3 separate regions of the Mus musculus genome follow, and all the other regions are linked to region 1. A link is a loop called in an ENCODE intact Hi-C map of the cell type or tissue named here. Cell type or tissue: gastrocnemius. All regions are shown on one strand. Links, peaks and the distances in the headings refer to the core of each region. The heading gives the core; the rest is flanking DNA.

What was found. A loop is a pair of places that touch in the nucleus more often than their neighbours do. Peaks named below come from ENCODE experiments on the same cell type or tissue, not always from the same donor. Only the 100,000 strongest peaks of a DNase experiment are listed, where the experiment ranks them.
Region 2: it touches region 1 in a loop (5-fold over the local background); 16 of 42 quality-filtered maps call a loop at or near these places.
Region 3: it touches region 1 in a loop (3-fold over the local background); 2 of 42 quality-filtered maps call a loop at or near these places.

Annotation. Positions count from the first base shown.
Region 1 is chr6:127,967,897-127,973,604 of GRCm38, reverse strand. The region is part of intron 1 of Tspan9 (tetraspanin 9); the gene reads left to right. Among named protein-coding and RNA genes, the nearest start is that of Gm15870, 26 kb to the right of the region's middle. In gastrocnemius, for the core only: a CTCF peak has its summit at 3,300 (motif pointing left); DNase peaks (open chromatin) are centred at 2,541, 3,292 and 3,611.
Region 2 is chr6:128,025,552-128,031,259 of GRCm38, reverse strand. All of the region lies in intron 1 of Tspan9 (tetraspanin 9), which reads left to right. Among named protein-coding and RNA genes, the nearest start is that of Tspan9, 6.7 kb to the left of the region's middle. In gastrocnemius, for the core only: a CTCF peak has its summit at 2,927 (motif pointing right); DNase peaks (open chromatin) are centred at 601, 2,555 and 2,926; H3K27ac peaks cover 1,478 bases.
Region 3 is chr6:128,072,235-128,077,942 of GRCm38, reverse strand. It overlaps a transcript of Tspan9 not described here. Among named protein-coding and RNA genes, the nearest start is that of Gm52879, 26 kb to the left of the region's middle. In gastrocnemius, for the core only: no CTCF peak of the experiment used is centred there; DNase peaks (open chromatin) are centred at 1,466 and 2,302; H3K4me3 peaks cover 1,668 bases; H3K27ac peaks cover 1,340 bases.

The DNA of each region.
Region 1 (5,708 bases), core at 586-5,585:
AAGGAGCCAGTGTGTCAGGTGGTGCAATTAAAATTGTCAGGATTGTCTCTCTTTTTTGCCTTATCTGCTAATTTATTAACTGCCATTATGTCTTGGGCACTGGGAGCCCTCGTGTTCCCATGTCTCCTGCTGTCCAAGAGGGGTTTCAGAGGCCCGGGGATGGTGTAGCGCTGCTGCTGGAATCTACACTCAGAGACCATGTCTGCAGCAGCTCTCTTCAGGTATAGGAGGTAGTGAGGCTGAAAAGGCCAGTGGTGTGCAGGGCTGTGTGCTAGGCTGGGAACACCATGTTAGGAGTTCCTGACGGGGTACTGGGGCTTCCAGGAGTGGAGAGGCCAGGGTTTAGAGGGAGCTTCTTTCTTGAGTGGGAATGTGGATGTGCATGTGCCCCCGTTCCTGAGCTCGCCCACCCACTCAACCCCCTACCCACCCACCTACCCACCAGTCGCTGAAGAAACATTCAGTGTTCCAAGTATTTTCTGGGTCCGGTGGTGGAAGGACAATGGAAGAGCACGAGTCTGATCCTCAAAAGGAGCTGTTTTTTTTTTTTTTTTTTTTTTTTTTTACGACAGAAGCCTTGGGAGGGGGCTAGCATGAACTCATGACCACGCCCTGGATCAGTCCACTCTGGGAGGGCCCATCTTTCCCCTTGTGAAGGGCTGGGTGGGTGGAGGTGATATGGAGTCTGACTAGATGGGGATAGAGTACCCAGACATGGGTGAATTTGGAGCAGCCGTGGCCCTGGAGAAATGGGTGCCTGTGTGGATGTCCTACCTGGGGGCAGAAATATGCGTTAACTTGACCAGTCAGTCAGTATAGCCAACCTGAAGATGAGATGTGGGCGGTTAGTATGTGGCTAGCAGTGAGGGGAGTTTGGTTGCAGGGCTAGCTTGGCCTGTCCACATTACTTTGGGGGCCTCCGTTTACCTGCTAGGCATGTGCTGGGTAAGTTCCTTGGAGACGAAGAAGCCTGAGACAGGCTGATAGACTCGTGTCGTCTAGGGAGCCTGCACCTTTCCTTTTGCAGGCCTAGGACAAGGTCCAGATGGCTGCAGTGCATGGACAAGGCTGGGGTGCCATTCTCGACCACGAAGACGTATCGTGAACAGGGCAGACCAACGTCCCAGCCTTGATGGGCTGGGTGCAGACATTAGGTTAGGGGTTTGTCTTATCAAGTTCGCATGTCGGTTTCTAAATGAAACTTTTGAAAGGCCCTTGGTTGAGTGAGCTAACAGAGGAAGCTTCTAGCTTAGGAGCCACCTTAGCTTGCCCTTGCTTAGAGACAGGTTCCAACCAGGACTGGACAACGTGAAGGAACTGAAGACCCCACTTGGTTGGTGCTTATACTGGCTGAATCCTGATACTCCTGAGTCACTCTGCCTCACCCCAGATTCTCCAGTCTCCGGTTCTATGGTCATCTCGGCTGAGACAACCCTCTGGTTTTAGAAGGGAATTTTCTCGAATGCCACCTACTAAGCTCTCTGGCATCCAGCTTTGGCTGAGCTGCCATGGCCTTATGCTTCCTGAATGGTCCCCACCATGGGAATAGGGGTGGTTCCTGCCCTCCTCCTGCCTCACCCTGGCCCCGGTATTCAGAATTTAGAGCTGGTTTCCTGTCTTCATGTCCCAACTGCCCAGGGCAGGCCTTGTTCCTCAACCCCACAGTAAACCTGTGTCAGAGGTCACCTCCTCTCTCTTGCCCACAGCCGTCTACTAGATGTGAGCTCTGGCCAGACCTAGCCTGAAGTCTCCCAGAGAGGCTGTGCCATCTTACCATCCTTTTCAGGGGCACCAGGGAGAATGGGAGTGCTCTCCCTAGCAGCAGTGTTCTTAAGGAATTAAGGGGCACCTGGCCTGCAGGGGGGCTCAAGACAGGGTTTTCAGCCTCTTTGGTATCAGGAGCTAAATAGTTCTCTGTGGTAATTTATTTTGAGCACTGTAGCTTGTTCAACAGTGTCCCTTGGCCTCTGTGTTCTACATGCCAAAAGCATTTTCCCTCTGCTCTCCCACTTCAGTTGTGACAATGGAGGTGTCTCCAGGTGTCCCCAGCAAGCAGGAACTCTCCTCTCTGAGATCCACGGGTCTAGGGGGCAGAGGCAGCATTCCTGAAGCTTGGCTTGGCCTGGGTTAGAAGTGAACAGATCAGAGGTCCAATCCAAACCACAGTTTAAAGAGGATCTGGCCTCGGGGAACTACACAAGACCTACGTGAGGACGGAGACCTTTTGAAAAAGGGCTCCAGCAGCTTTCTATAGGGTAAACTGAAAAGCAGGTCCAGGAGAGACAGACAGGTCTAGTGTGGCTGGGGGCAGGATGTCTGGGTGTCTATTACTGGCAGGCAGGTCTCCTAGGGAGTAGCAGACAGAGAAGGAGTAGCACCTGAAGCTACAGAGTGGGCTTTCATCCCAGCCTGGCAGTGTCTTTCAGGTCTCCCTAGGAAACCGAAGTCCCACTCTTTGTTTTCTTCTTGCCTGGAGCCTCAGGTGGGGCTGGGTCACGCAGTAGAACGTTTATGTCAACAGGAGACCTCCGCTCCCCAACCCCAAGGACATGGGTCACATTATGCATGCCTGTGGCACAGCAGGTTGCCCGAGAGAGCTAAAGGGGGCCCAGTGGGGATGGGAATGGATCTGGGGGCTTTGGAAGGAGACTGTCCAGGAGTCTGGCTCCCCTTCTTATGCTGGGACTGCCTGGATCTCAGCCCTCAGTACCTCAGGTGGGAAGTAAGATGAGACCTGAGTGTGGGGATTCAGGCTCCAAAGCCAATGCCTGCAAAGCCTAAAGACCGTGTTGAATGTCATGGGGTGTGAAGTCAGAGAACCAATTGGGAGAAACATGGCCCTGGGCGGGGGGGGGGGGGGGGGGCTCTGAACTGCTGAAGTTTCCCATGGACATTCTCAGGGTCACCACAGGAGCTCCCCAAGAATAGAGGGGACCCAGCAGACCTGTTTCTGATGAGCGGGATGGAGAAGACTCTGCCCTATAGGTGCCCTGGAGGCCAGCATCAGCAGCAGGATGGTGGGGCATCTTACAGCCCCAGGAGTCCCCAGGCCAGGCTCCTCCATCCCAAACGAATACCTGCCCTGGAGGGTATTCAGTTACTCATTCTAGGGTCCGATTTATAGAGCCATAAATCTTTGGTTCAAAATCATGAAATTTCCAGGGTATGATTAATGAAAGAAAAATTGAGACGGCAGCTCAGATTGAAGAAAGACTGGGTGACAGGCTGGATGCAAGTTTAGGGCATCACGGGCCAACCCAACACTCTTCTGAACCAGACTGGAGCGCCACCTAGTGGTCACAGAAGGCATTCACGCACGCCCATTCCTGCTGCAAGGTTTTGAGGTGATAGTGTCTCCCTCTGATCCTCAACATGGTCTCATTGAGGTCACTCTGGTGCAGAAGCCATTATGTGCTTCTGGTCCCCGTCAGCTCTTCAAAAAGCTCTATGTCTTAGAAATAGTGTGTGTGTGTGTGTGTGTTTGTGTGTGTGTGTAGTCTGGGCCATTCTGTTTTCCCATTTATCAGGATTCTCTTCAGTCCTCAAACCCAGCTCACTCTGAACACTGCCTGTGTCCCATGGGAACCATGTCTCATCGCTCCTGCATACTCACCTGATGTGTGGCCACCAGCTCTTCCCTAGTCACCGCAGGAGTCCCTGCTTGTGCTCTGTGCTCACTGCCTCTTGTCCTCAGTGGCCTCTTTGGGGAATAGCAGCTGTGATGCCTGTCAGAAGCATCTGTTATCTCGTGTCACATTCAGCCCTGAGGCAGAACACCCACGTCTTCCTACTACCTTCAAGGTCCTGTTCTATCTGTCCCCTGGCTGCGATCCCTCTTTTATCTTCTGTCTACCACATCCCACTGCGGTCATTCTGTGGCTGTCACATAGCGGCTTGTCCCTCCTTGGTGGACAGGCATGGTCCTAACTTGAGGCCTCTTAACTTGATGTATCCTTTTCGGAAGCATTCTTGCTTCTTTATATGGACACTCGATCATTTCATTTATCTGTGCCTGTATTGGTCATATGTGTGTGAGATCATGAGAATCTCCTTTCTGTCTAGGCAGGACTTTGGCCAGGGCTGGTCACTGCTTCCTCCTGGCCCTGGCATTTGATGGCCGTGTGCCTGGTTAGAGTCTGTAGGCTGTATGAGCGAAGGAAATGCAGATCCTAGAAGCCGATGCCCCTTCCCCTCACCCTGGGGGTTAATGAGTGTAGAATTCCCTGCAGTGCATGTTTCTTCCCTGCTCCCATGCTGTCCTCATTATACATAGCTCTGGCTGTCCTGGAACTCACTCTGTAGACTGGCTGGTCTTGAACTCACCAAGATCCTCCTACTTCTGCCTCCCAAGTGCTGGGATTAAAGACGTGAACCACCACTGCCAAAGTAGGATTTATTAGAGTCGTTTACAGACTGTGGTCCAACAATTACAACAATAGCCATCTCCTCTAAGAATCCAGTAGTTGTTCAGTCCACGAGTCTGGCTGTCTCAGCTGATTTTTCGTATATACCAGAATCCAGAAGAAACAAGCTCTAATGGCAGTGAAGGCATGCCTGCAATAGCGAGGGCAAGCAAGCAAAGAGCAAGCACTTACTTCTTCTATGTCCTTATATAGCTATGTAGCTGCCACCAGAAGGTGTGGCCCAGATCTAAGGTGGATCTTTTCACCTCAAAAGATCTAGATTCAGGGCGGGTCTTCCCACTTCAAATAATTCAGTAAAGAAAAATCCCTCACAGGTATACCCAGCCTCTTGAGTTTGAGTTAATTTTTGATGTGGTCACATTGACAGCCAAGAAGAAGAGCCATCATATTACTCCATGGAGAGGGATCTGCACCCTGGAGTGTGTGAGGTCACAAAGCCAGGGCAGGCAGAGCAGAGGAGAAGCCCACACCTGTGACTCTCGAGTCCTTACTTTTTCACTCTGTATGGAAAATTCTTCCACTTCAGGCCTCCCTCATGTCCACCTATCCTTTGGTGATTGCTCCCTCCAACTGGTGACTCTGACCAGGATAGTGATGGCCTCTTCTAAACTCTTGCAACCATTATTTGGAGCCATTGCATCCTGGTAGATGCTGCGTTTTTATTGCCCCCGTTCAGCTGGAATGGAGGCCCCTGGAAGGCAGGTCTCTAATGTGGCTGTAGCTTTTCTGGCACAGAACACTGTGTGTTGTCGGTACTCAATACATATTGGCTGACTGATGGATTGGCTCCACAGACTCAGCACGCTCCCAAGGAGCTGGGGTGGGAGTGGGGAGAGCAGAGAGTGTCAGCTCAATGGAGCATCAAACCGTGCGGGCGGGGAGGTTTGCAGCTGTGAGTGGGGTGTTCTCCTAGCCAGTGCTGCTGGCTTTAGTTATAGCTCAGGGGGCGCTGGTGGAGAGGGTCAGTTTACAGGCCCACTCGTTCTATGGATGGTGAGGTGTGTTAATTCTTATTGCTTTGATGAAATACCTGACAAAGGCAACTTCCAGAGAGTTTTTGTTTTTGTTTTTGGGGATTTTTGTGGTTCACAGTTTGAGGGGACAGCCCATGGGGCTGGAGAAGGTATGGCAGCAGGAGCTTGGAGAGAGCTGTTTACATTCTACCTTAGGGAACACAGAGACGCTCGCTCTCCACTCCTTTCTCAGCGTATTAACCCAAGGGATGGCGTTGCCCCCATTTAGGCTGGGTCTTCCTGACCCAATAAGGGCTTTCTGGAAACAGCT
Region 2 (5,708 bases), core at 321-5,320, 58 kb before region 1:
GGGGGTCCAGGTCTGTTCCTGGCATGCTGGCTTCAGTCAGACAGTTCTAGCCTGGTAGGCAGCCCAGTGCACCAGAGGAGCTGGGGGCACCCAGGAGGGCAGCTTTTCTTGGGGCCTGACATAGATGGAGAGAATGAAGCGGGATCTGTGGCCATCCTTGTTTCACGGTCCCTTCCACCCCACCCCATCCCCACCCTGATTCTCAGGGCCACAGAGAATTTTGGCTTCTTAATGGTCAGGAATAGGAGGCTGTAGTCTACACAATTTTCAGCCCATGTACCTCTGGATCCTATCAGGAGTGCCTGGAAGAATATTCCAAGCAGAGATTAAGTGAATATCCTGGAGTGCTTTTGCTAAGGGGAAGGGGATGGTGGTGGTGGGGGTGCGGGTGGGGGTAGGGATACAAGATGCATCTCTTTGTGCCGGAGCCACATGACTTTTTCTCTGGCCAGCAAATCCTGATCTCAGCCCAGTTCCTCCCAATGTGAATCCAGTTGAATCCAGTTCTGTCTGAGATGGAGGGGGCTGGGGCAGACGGGTACCCTAACTGCCACTCTGGATACGTCGTTTCTCTTGCTTGCCAGCAGAGCTGTCCTATCACTTTAAGTCATGGCTGGCAGAGCAGGGATACCCTGGCTCCCTTGGAAGCCTATTCCTTGTGGATTGCTCCTTTTTAAAAAGGCCAATTAGTAGCAGAGGAGACAGTGTTGAGTGTGTCTGCTAGAGCAAGGGAAAGGAAGACATAGAGCTACCACAGGTTGAGTGCCAGGGGGCGTTTCCTGGTGAATCTTCCTGAATGTCAGGCTCCTCTTGTTTTCTGTCTTTGGGCGTAGGTGGCCAGGGCAGGCCTCTCCACTACCTTAGCCACACATGGTCCATATCAGCATGGCCACACCATAAGTGCCTTTGTGGGCTCTAGACTAAGATCTGTGTACGGTGAATTAAGGAAACCTATAGTGCTATAGCGAATCTGTGGGGTACCTTTTGGCTTGAGGGATTCTAGAAGGCAGTCAGGTTGGGCCTTGGCCTCAGCTCATCTCTCCATGCAGGAGATGCAGGCGAAGCAGGCAGCACGGGGTGGGGGACACGGTTAGGGATTTCCCATAGTGCTGGAAGTGAGGGATGGTTCCCCAGGAGGCTGCTTACAAGCAGATCTTTGGATATGGGGTGGGGTCAGGTCTGGCTGCTGAGGTCATCTTGCTGATGAAGCACCTGGCAGATACGCTGAGAGACCCTTGGAACCTGGCTGTGAAGGAATGCCAGCCCTGTGTTCATTTCCAAAGCATTAAAAATTAAACTTCCTGGTCTTAATATCTATTTTTAAATCATGTCAGAGCCAGCAATTGCTGTCAATCAGGAAGGCCCAAGGAGGAGGAGGAGGAGGAGGAGGGGAGAGTTAGAAAAATCCCCAGTTGAAATAGTAAGAGCTCTGGAAGCCCCAGTCCTACCCAGCCCAGCCAGGCCTGGCCCCAGCAAACCTAGCAAACACCAGCCGGCCTCTACCTCCGAGTAACACTCTGGCTGCTCTTACCTCCTGGGCTTGGCTGCCCTTGGCTGAACTTGGCAGCAGGCTTTCTATGGCTTAGTAGGGTATTGGGTCCCAGTTGGGTCCATTCACTCACTCCACAACTATTTGCTGAATGCCCGATCCATGCACAGGAGCCTCCAGTTGGTAAGGCTAAGGCAGATCAGTTTTCTTAGGCCAGGAAGTCATGGAATCAAGAGGTCATCTGTCCTGTCCTGTGTGCAGCACTTGAACCCAGGGCTGCCAAGGGTGGGAACTGTGTAGGTGGGGTCTGCCTGCCTCCCCAGCACATTAGGGTGGGCAGCTACAGGTCTGGACCCAGCATCCTGGCTTGCCTTGGCCTTTCCTCTCCCTGCCCCCCTCACGGCTATACTCTTAATTCCCATTCTCTGAAACGTTCCTCCTATCAGAAAGAAAAAGAATTTACAAAGAGCTCCAGGCTTCCCTCCTTTCTCCTTAGTTTGTAAAATACAATCAGCAAAACATGTGGATTCCCTGTTTTCTTCTATTGAAAGGACAAACAGATGCCCTGTGGCCTGGGAGCATGCATTCATTGAGTACTTGCCGTAAACCACCCTGTTGAGCTGCTCAGAGTTCCATGGAGTCAGACACACATAGGAAGATAGCAGGCACTCAACGGAGAGACTTAACTCCACCAAGTACTGCTTAGTAGAGACCAGCTACACAGATAACAAAGCAAGTTGCCCTGAGATTTTGAGGGAGCTAGGTGACCAGGTGAGACTGGGATCCAGGCAAGGGAGAAGACGGTGATAGACTCTTCACTGAGTTTCTTCTTTTTTTTTTTTTTTTTTTTTTCTGATGGTGGCCACCATGACAGGTCTTGCTGTGTCACTTGGCTGCAAGCTGTCGTGGTGGTGGTGAGTAATCTGGCTTTGGAGCCATGCTCCTTTTTTTCCCTCCCTGAGCTGGTCCTCCCCTCTCCCAGCTGGTCCCCCCTCCCCCACTGAGATGTGCCTGCTCCTTTGGTTCCAATGAGGAAGCTTTGAAGCTAGGCTAAACCCATCGGGCAGAGTTAAGTCTTCTGAGCCAGCTTTGTCCCTGCTCACATTTGAAAGCTAATCTGCCTGCAGAAGTGGTGGGGGCTCGGTGGGGGGCACTCTTGGCAGGAACATTAAAAATGGCGTGCCGACTCGACTCAGACTCGTGGGTGAGCTCTGCAGCTGGGGAAGGATACCAGGTTGAGATCTGCCTTCTAGGCCCTGCTCTTTGTCTGGAGAGCTCTAGACTTCAGAGGAGACCCAGAATCCTGCTTCTGGGGGTCTGCTTTCCCTTCAGCTGGCTTTGAAGGCTGTCAGGAGAGCTGGAGTGGCCCTGAGTACACAATGTGCAGTGTTTCTGCTTCAAGCTCGTGCTCTACCACTGGGAATTTTCTGCATCAGGGCCCTGCAGGGGGCGCTGTTTTGGTGGCTTGAGGGAATGGATGTCTGTCCCAGGAGAAGGCAGGCAGGGTTTCAGTTTTCAGGGACTTTGCATCTGCTATAGGGAATCCTTGCAAGAATGTATTCAGGTTGACTAGGCAGCTGCCCATACAGACAGGTTCTAGCTGTGCTTCCATTACCTACGGAGATAGTAATGTAGTTCTCTATTTTGAAAGAGAGAGAGAGACAGACAGACAGACACTGACTTATTCTTGAGTGTGGAGGCCAGAGATGGCGTTCAAATGCCTTCCTCTTTTACACCAATTTATTTTTGAGACAGGGTCTTACCACTCAACCTGAAGTATACTGTTCCGGTCGGACAGGTGGTACAGGGAGCCCCTGGGATCCGTCTGTCTCTGCAACCCTATCTCTGCAGTCATGGGGGTGAGCCAGAACATCTGGCTTTTTACACGGGCTTTCTGCCTCTGAACTTAGGACCTCGTGAGTCTGCAGCAAGCGTTTTCTGCACGGAGCCATCCCCTATTCCTTTAAACTTTCAATGGAGTAGAGAGAATTGTTCAGACTCAGGGTTTTCAACAGTTCCCCATCAGTGATAGAGTATTTGTTTAGCATGCAGAAGACCTTGGGTTTAATCTTTAGCACCACAAAAATAAATAAATAAATAAATAAATAAATAAATAAATAAATAAATAAATAAAATCCAGCGTGTGTTTGATCCATCTGTGTCTGTGAGTGTTGCCTCTTACCTTTTTGCTCAGTCCCTAGCATGGATACTTCAGTGTGGTCTCTCCTCTTTTGTGAACAGTCCTGCATACGTCTCCTGTAGGAGTTTCTCTGGAGTGGCCACCACAGACCACTGTGAAGGCGATTCAGCGTTAGGCATTTCCATACACTTCTCTTGGAGAAGTACCCTTGCAGATAGATACCTGGCCTTTCTGCCTTGCTGGCTGGAGTGTCCTTGTGGCACTGCAGGAGGAGAGCTGTTTCCAGGGCAGGTGCATCCGTTGACATTCCCAGTGGCTCTCAAATGGTAAGGGGCAGGCGTGAGATGCTGTGCTGCAGTGGCCTTACCTAGCATCTCAGGTACCAATACACAAACATCTTTTTTACGTGTTAATTAGCCATTCTTCCGTGTCAGGTCTACTTTTCTATTGATTTGGGTTTGTTTGGTTTTTTTTTTTTTCTTTTTTTTGGTTGTTGTTATTTTTTAGTTTCTGGTTTTGTGTCCTAGTTTGTGGCAGTTGAATGCATCACCAACATTGTTTATAGCTTCCAGTTTCAAGTTTTGTTTGTTTTTCTTTTCTTTGCAGATTCTAAACCAAAACACAACTTTGCTGGTTTCTTCTTTTTGGACTTTTTCTGTTATTTCATGGTGCCCTTACATCGTAATAATTGTTCCATGCCTGCTCTAACATGGGTTCTCAGGAGCTGTTGACATAAGTGAGGAGGGGCTTTTATATTCCTCAAAGTTTTTATTCATGTGTTTGAGTTCTGAACACATCTGGAATTACTATTCATGTTTGACACAGGACAGAACTCTGATCTTTTTCCTCCTGTGTATTCTAGCTTCATTGATTAGGTATCTTCCCTCCATAGATACAGGATACTACCTAGGCTTTCATATGTGACAGGGTACCGCAACTCTGTAAGTCTCCATGGCAAGGCACACTTCTTGTTTTTCAAGAGAGTTTGGCTCTTTTTTGGCTCCTTGTTCTTCTGCATAGATGCTGGAATCAGTTTAAGTGGTTTTTAACCTGAAATCAGTCAGTACCCTTTCCCACACTATTGGCATTTTAATTAGCTGGTCTTTAATTGAGTGTGTTTATCAACTCAGGAGGATTTCATCTCTGTGTTTATTTGTGAATGTAAATTATGTAAATTGTATCCAAGTCTTTCAATCCATGAATAGTTCATCTCCCTTTACCCGCTAAATCATCTTTAATGTCAGGGGTTGTTTTGTGATATTTGAAGGTCTTACCCACCATTTGTTAAGCAAAGACTTCTGAACTTTTCTCCACTCTGCCTCCACCTCCGGGTTTGTCTACTCTACCTGTGCGGAGTACATTTGGAAGTCAGGACCCACAGCTACCCCCTGGCACGGTGTGGTGATGGGGAGCGGTGATACCAGTCCCTGATTGGGTATCAGGTGGGGCATCCCTGGCCGCCTCATCTGCTCCAGCACTGATGGGAATACCCAGGGATGTCTCATTTTGCCTCTGCGGCGATGGAGGTGTGAGGAGGGAGGATTTTGCCTGGGCCACTAGGTTAAGTAGTGGTAGAGATGGGCTATGAACTCAGTCAGTAAAACCTTAAAGCCCACGTCCTTTCTTTGCCCTTGTCTGGGAACTCATCCTGATGCAGTTCCCTCCCCAGTCAGCTTCCAGTTGTGCTTTTCTTGGGTCTGTGCTGCACTGGGTAGTCCTGTAGTGACGGGCAGTTTGCACACATGGTATGGTTCAGTCGACAGTTTGCTCTCGCCTCCTCCCAGCCGCAGCTCCAGGAAGTGGGACAGAAAATACTCACATGTGGTCTTTGGGGGCTTTTTTGGTGGTCCGTTGTATGCGGTGTAAGCTTCACGAGACACTTTGTGCTTCTTCATGAGAACAGTCAAGACAAAAAAGTACCGTTTTCCTGTCTCCCCACAGCACGACGACTGCACGTCACTACAGGTACCTCACTGCAGCAGGATTTACTATCAGAGCCGTTCAGTTTTTGCTTTTGTATTTTTGCCTCTTACCCCCGCCCCTCTGCTAACATCTACCTACTTGCCTTTTCAAGAGCTT
Region 3 (5,708 bases), core at 321-5,320, 100 kb before region 1:
GCCCAAATGCAGGTAGGAACACGACTGTTAGTCAAGGAAGAGACAGCAGTGATTCCAGGCCTGGCGCTGAGTTAGAGACATCTGGGAAGCTTGTCAATAATTCAGATTCCCGGGCCTCTGTCCCAGAGCCTCTGAGTCTGCAACCTGCATCTTGAAAAACGTTGCTGATGGTTTGCATGAAGAGACAGGGTTGGGCTGGGCCCGCTGTCCCACCTCTCAGGAGGATCCTCCCAGGAAGTAGCTTCCCATGAGCGTCCGTCCACAGAAGCAAGTTACCTTCTGAGAACTGGTTGTTAGGTGAGCCGCGTTCATGCATCTGCCCTCCATGACCCTCAGTGGTGATGTTCTAGACACAGCCCAGGCCAGAGGGCGCAGGCAGTGTGAGTGGAGCACGGAGCCTACTTGTGAGACAGACAAGAGAACCCACAGGTAAAATACGCTGCAAAAGGCGGGGTGCTGGGGATGCTCACTGGGTTTTCGAGTTCACTTGGTTCTTCCGTGAGGGACAGTGATGCCCAAGGAGATGGGAACTTAGCAAAAGCTACCGGGGAGTTTGCTGTTTGTTTGCTGTTTTGTTCTTTAAGGGTGAGCAGTCCCAGAACTCCAGGTAGAAGATGGGGGCAGCAGATAGGCCTGGTGTTCGTCTTGGTTTCCACCTTTTGATTTCTTGGGTTCCAGGTCTTACCGATAGTTTGAGGCTTCTAAATGGCCGAGACATGCCAGCTGCTCTGTGGGCATTAGCTTTTCTTCCTCCTTATTTTCCTGGGTCTTCTTGATGAGAACAGTATGTATTTATAGTTCTCAGACTTACTGAGTCCTCCTAGCTGGGGCTTGCCTGGTTAGTTAATTCTCACATAAGGGCAGACTCCAGTGTGCCAAGGCTCCAGCCTTTGGGGACCCAGCCTTCTCCTGTGCCTTTTAGCTTAACATTCCCCACACAGCTTCCAGACACATTGCTGGTGCGCGCAGCACACCCGCTTTCTCAGGAAGCTGCCTTCACCCAAGCCTTCGTCCTCCGCTTGACATTAAACTCTGTCAACATTTTTTCCCCATGAAGTTCTTCCTCCTCCTGCATAGTCCCCAGTCTCCAGCCGGCTTCTCCAGCCAGGGACATGATTGGATTGCAGTTGCTAGCACTTCCTGGAGATGGGTCCCCGGAGAGCCATAAAAATCCAGGAGTGTTTCTGGCCACCTTTCCATGTAGTCTGTAGTTCACTGTCACACGCCCGAGGAACCCGTGATTGTTCACATGCGTAATTTCATGTGTGCACCTATTGTGCGCGTGCTCACGGGTGCATGCCCACTGTGTGTACTCAGCTTTGAGAAAGCTTTCACGCTGGGTTACCTATACCACACGTCTCTGGCTGCCAATCTGAATTCCTTAAGTGGATTTTTCTGACTCCAGGCTGCGGGGGCCAGCCCCCTGTACGTCATCCGAGTGGGCACAGAGCCCACTGCAGAGTGGATTTGGGTCTTGGCCGCACTACATTCCTACCGTTCTTTTCTCACAGGAAAAGTGCCTGAGAATAACCCTGGGTTGGGATTGCCTGTGTACAGGAGGGGCTGTGGCTTCCACCCTGCCTTCACATTTGGTCCTTCTTGGCCCCTTCAGGCCCTTCCCTCCTACCTCCTCCTAATGGCAGATGCAACCAGCTGGGTGGCCCACAGGGCTGCACATGTCCATCAATAGTTTAATGACCTGACCCACCAGCTCTGCTGCTGTCCTCTTCCCACCCTTGGAGGCTGCCTGCCACCCAGGTGCCCATTCCTAGGATTTGTTCTCCACACCTAGATATGGCACCAACTGGGATGGGGAAGAATAACATCACTCTCTCTCCCTCCCTGCAGCACTCCCCCTCTTCTTTACCTCCTTAAAAAAACAAAAACAAAACAAACCACCCTTGAGCCAGCCTGTGGGATTGAGCAGGAGCAGCAGCCATCAGGTGTAAGTGACTCCGCTTGCAAATGGAAAAGCCCACTGGGGCATTTGGCTCAGATGCTCTCCTCTCAGTAGGTCCTCCTTCTTCTTCTCCTCCTCCTCCTCCTCTTCTCCCCACCTCCTCCCCAGGGACTTCATAGTGGGAAATCTCTCCCTGGGGAGTCTGATCTCATTGGAAACTGTTGGCAAGGGCGTTTGTTTCTGTTTCCCAAGGCACCTACTCTTTGTCACAGGAAGGCACTTGTCACTTCACAGCCCTCAGTGATCAGCCACCCCAGGAAGCCATTGCGGAGTCAGTTCTTCTGGTTGTCCGCTTGCCCCCAGCACTCAGCTCCTGTCTTGCCTACCCATTAAGTCTTTGCCGAAGGTTTGGCTTGAGGCCATGATGGGCTGGGCTTTGTGGTCCTCCTGTCCTTCTGCCTCCATCTGTGTTCAGAGGTCCTAGCAGCAGAGGAGACAAAGTGTATCTTGTAAATGAATGAGTAAAAAGGACAGTCATGGGGACTCAGGAGGAAGGGGACAGATCATGATGTCACTGTGGGTCTATAGGTATGAGATCTCTGCTGTTCCGGGCTGTCTCTAGCTCGGATATCATAGTCAGAGTCACGTTCTTTCCTTACATGGAATCAGGAAGAGCGCTCGGAGTCCACTGTGTAAATCATAAAGTCATTGAGGGTCCTGTGCATGTGGTGGGTGGGGACCCCAGGGTGGCAAGAAGTCCGTGCTCAGTGTGGAATGACGCGCCTCCTTTGATAGAACATGGTGTGTGCTACGGGGCACGCTTTCCTTGAAGCTCTCAAGTCTGCAAACTGATTGATGACACTCTTAATTTTGCTCCTGACCCTGTAGCACTCCCACTGGCCCAAACGTGGCAAAGATATCCCACCTCACTCTCACCACAGTCTGTTTTTGGATTGTGCTAGTTTATTTCAGGGTCCGGAGCAGCTGGGCATTTTAAAAGAAAAGTATTATTGTCTAAATCATGCTTTGTAATAATGAAAATCAAAGAGACAGAAAAGGCCTCACAAGCTACCATCATGACAAACTAACTTTCTGTTACTCCATGGTGCCTTCAGCCCATGTTTGCTTACAAGCATGTTGCTGTAGTCATAATGTACATAGGACTTTTGCACTGCTTTATTTAATATTCTCCATCCATAATCATCACAGTCAGACTTTTAAGTGGCTGCATAGAATCACCAAGTGTTTTCCCAGTAGCTTGTGGAGGATCCATTAGTATACGTTGCTGTGACATGAATGTGTGAGTGTGCATATGTGTGTGCATGTGTGCACATGTCTCTTTAGCTATTTGTCTCCACTCTCCTTTGTGCTATTTGTCTAGGACTAATTGAGAGGCCCGGCATTCCTTCATTCTTTCCTAGAGTAACGGAAGAGCTTACTATGGGTTGTTAAATACCAGCCGGAAGTCAGGTGCCTGAGAGCAGCCCCAGATTTAGCTCTCAGATCACAGTCTGATCAGTGTCTGTCCTCACGGACTGCCCTTGGGAAGTCAGTCTGGTGGCCGAGACTCCATTTTAGAGGCTGGCAACTGCATTTTTTTGTTGTTGTAGCGTTGGCTTTGAAGTCTCCTGGGCTGGGTGTCTATATCGAGGGTGTGCTGCTTGGCTTATTCAGGAATTCCTTTTGATTTGTTTGTCTGAGACAAGTCTTCTGTAGTCCAATCTGCTCTCAGACTTACTATATAGCTGAGGAGAGACTTGAACTCCTGCTCCTTCTGCCTGCATCTCCTCTGGACTAGGACCGGGTACATTATGGAAGCCAGCTTGAGTAATTCAGGATTTTTTTCTATGTGCTTTCCTGTCTGATGCCATTGATGACTATGGGAGAGATTGAGCTAGCTTCCACCCACAGGGAACATGGAGTCTCAGATGCCTACGTGTTCAGCCCATTCATCAACCTTGATGCAGAGCTGAGAACACAGATAAGGGATCCACGGTGGCACGGTGGGGACTGTGACGAACCAAAGATGCTGTGCATGCGCACCGTGAGCGTGATCTTCAGGCTCAGCTGATTGTTTGTTGAGCCCGGCGTTGCCAGAACTTACATTTCTTTTTCTCCCTCTCTGGGTCATGGTCTTCTTGCTCTGTAGCAGAATGCCCAGACCTGTAGAACACAATTGCAAATATTTGGCTATGCAAAAGAGGAGCTAAGTGCTTAAAGTCCAAATGGGAAACATGATTCTTTTGTTTAAAATAACTACTTCCAAGCAGAGCTCCATTCCTGCCGGCATCTGGGCTCCAGGTCTGCGTAGCAGGAGCGGCCGCCACTGTGGACCCTGAGCGAGGTGCTGATTCTCTTTGTCCTTGACCTCAGGGGTTGGGGTCCCCATGGTCAGACATGAACATGGTGAAGTTTCCTTTCTAGAGTCTTCCCCAGTCCTCTGCTGACATGACACGGTCGGCAAGCACCTTTGGAATTCCCCAGAGGTCAAGGGTCTGGATCTGTTGAGGAACCTTTATGCTTCTTTTCTTCCTGGGATCTTCTGATATTCTTTTCTCTGCCTCTCTCTTTTCTCTTTCTTTTCTTTTTCTTTCTCTTTCTCTTTTTCTCTTCCTTTTTCTTTTTCTCTTCCTTTATTTTATTTATTTGTTTATTATTCTTTTGAGGCAGGGTTTATTGGCTGTCTTGGAACTCACTCTGTAGACCAGGCTGGTCTTGGACTCACAAAAAATTCACCTGCCTCTTCTACCTAAGTGTTGCAATTGAAGATGTGCACCACGACTTTCCCAGGAACCTTCCGTTGTTAAAGGGAAGCTTTAACTCTTGGTTTCCAGGTTAAAAATCTCTTAGCCTGATTCTAAACAATTGACATTTAAAAGGCATGATGTGTATGGAGCCAAGCTTGTGTATGCCAGATTGGTCCAGAGGTGTTAGTCTGTTACCCTTGGTTGGTCTTTTTGGTAAGTTGTTAGGCTGAACATAAAGCAATACAATTAAGAGAAAGCCATGGAGGTGGAGGGATGAGGCATCCTGGTAGCAACAAGGTCCTGGTCAGTCGCACAAGTGAGCAGAATCCGGGCTGTTGTGGAGAATCCACAGTGGGACAGGAAAGGAGCTCCGGGGATGCTCTGTGAACCATCAGGAGTAGTTGTATAGCTGTCCTGTGTGGTTGTTGGAACCATTTGATAATGTCCCTAGGTAGTGTTCCCTCTGTGCCTATTCAGTGGTGATAAGGAGATGAACATGTCTGTGCCTGCCTGTCTGTCTGTCTGCGTGATACCACACTGTTCTTTTCTAGCTCCATTGAGTAAAGCCAGGCACTGTTTGAGCAGCCATGCGGGGCCAGGAGTTGGAACCTGGGAAGACCAGCCGGGGCAAGTGTCCGGTAGTTTCCCTCTGCTCTGTTCTCCATCTCGGTGTGAGGGAATTGTCCCCATTGGGCAGTTAGCGAGTATTTACTGCAGGCACTCAGAGGCAATTGCCAGCTCTTCCTCCAAGCACCCCTCTGAGATCTGCAAGAAAGATAAAGGGGTGCCTGTCTGAGGTGCTTTGAGGACCTTAGCAAGCAGAAGGGACTTGAAGACACTACATATTACTCTGCAGCTTCCCCAGATGACAGCCGTGACGTACGAGCCTAGAGATGCTTAAGAAATATTGCTTGAGAGGGAAGTAAACACTCTGTGTTATTTATTATTTATTATTTATTTAAAAAAAAACAAACAAAGCTTTTCCCAGCTGGGAGGTTTCAGATCACTGCCAGTGTCAAGTCTGATTTCCCTCCATTAACAACAGGTCTCATCCCCCTGCT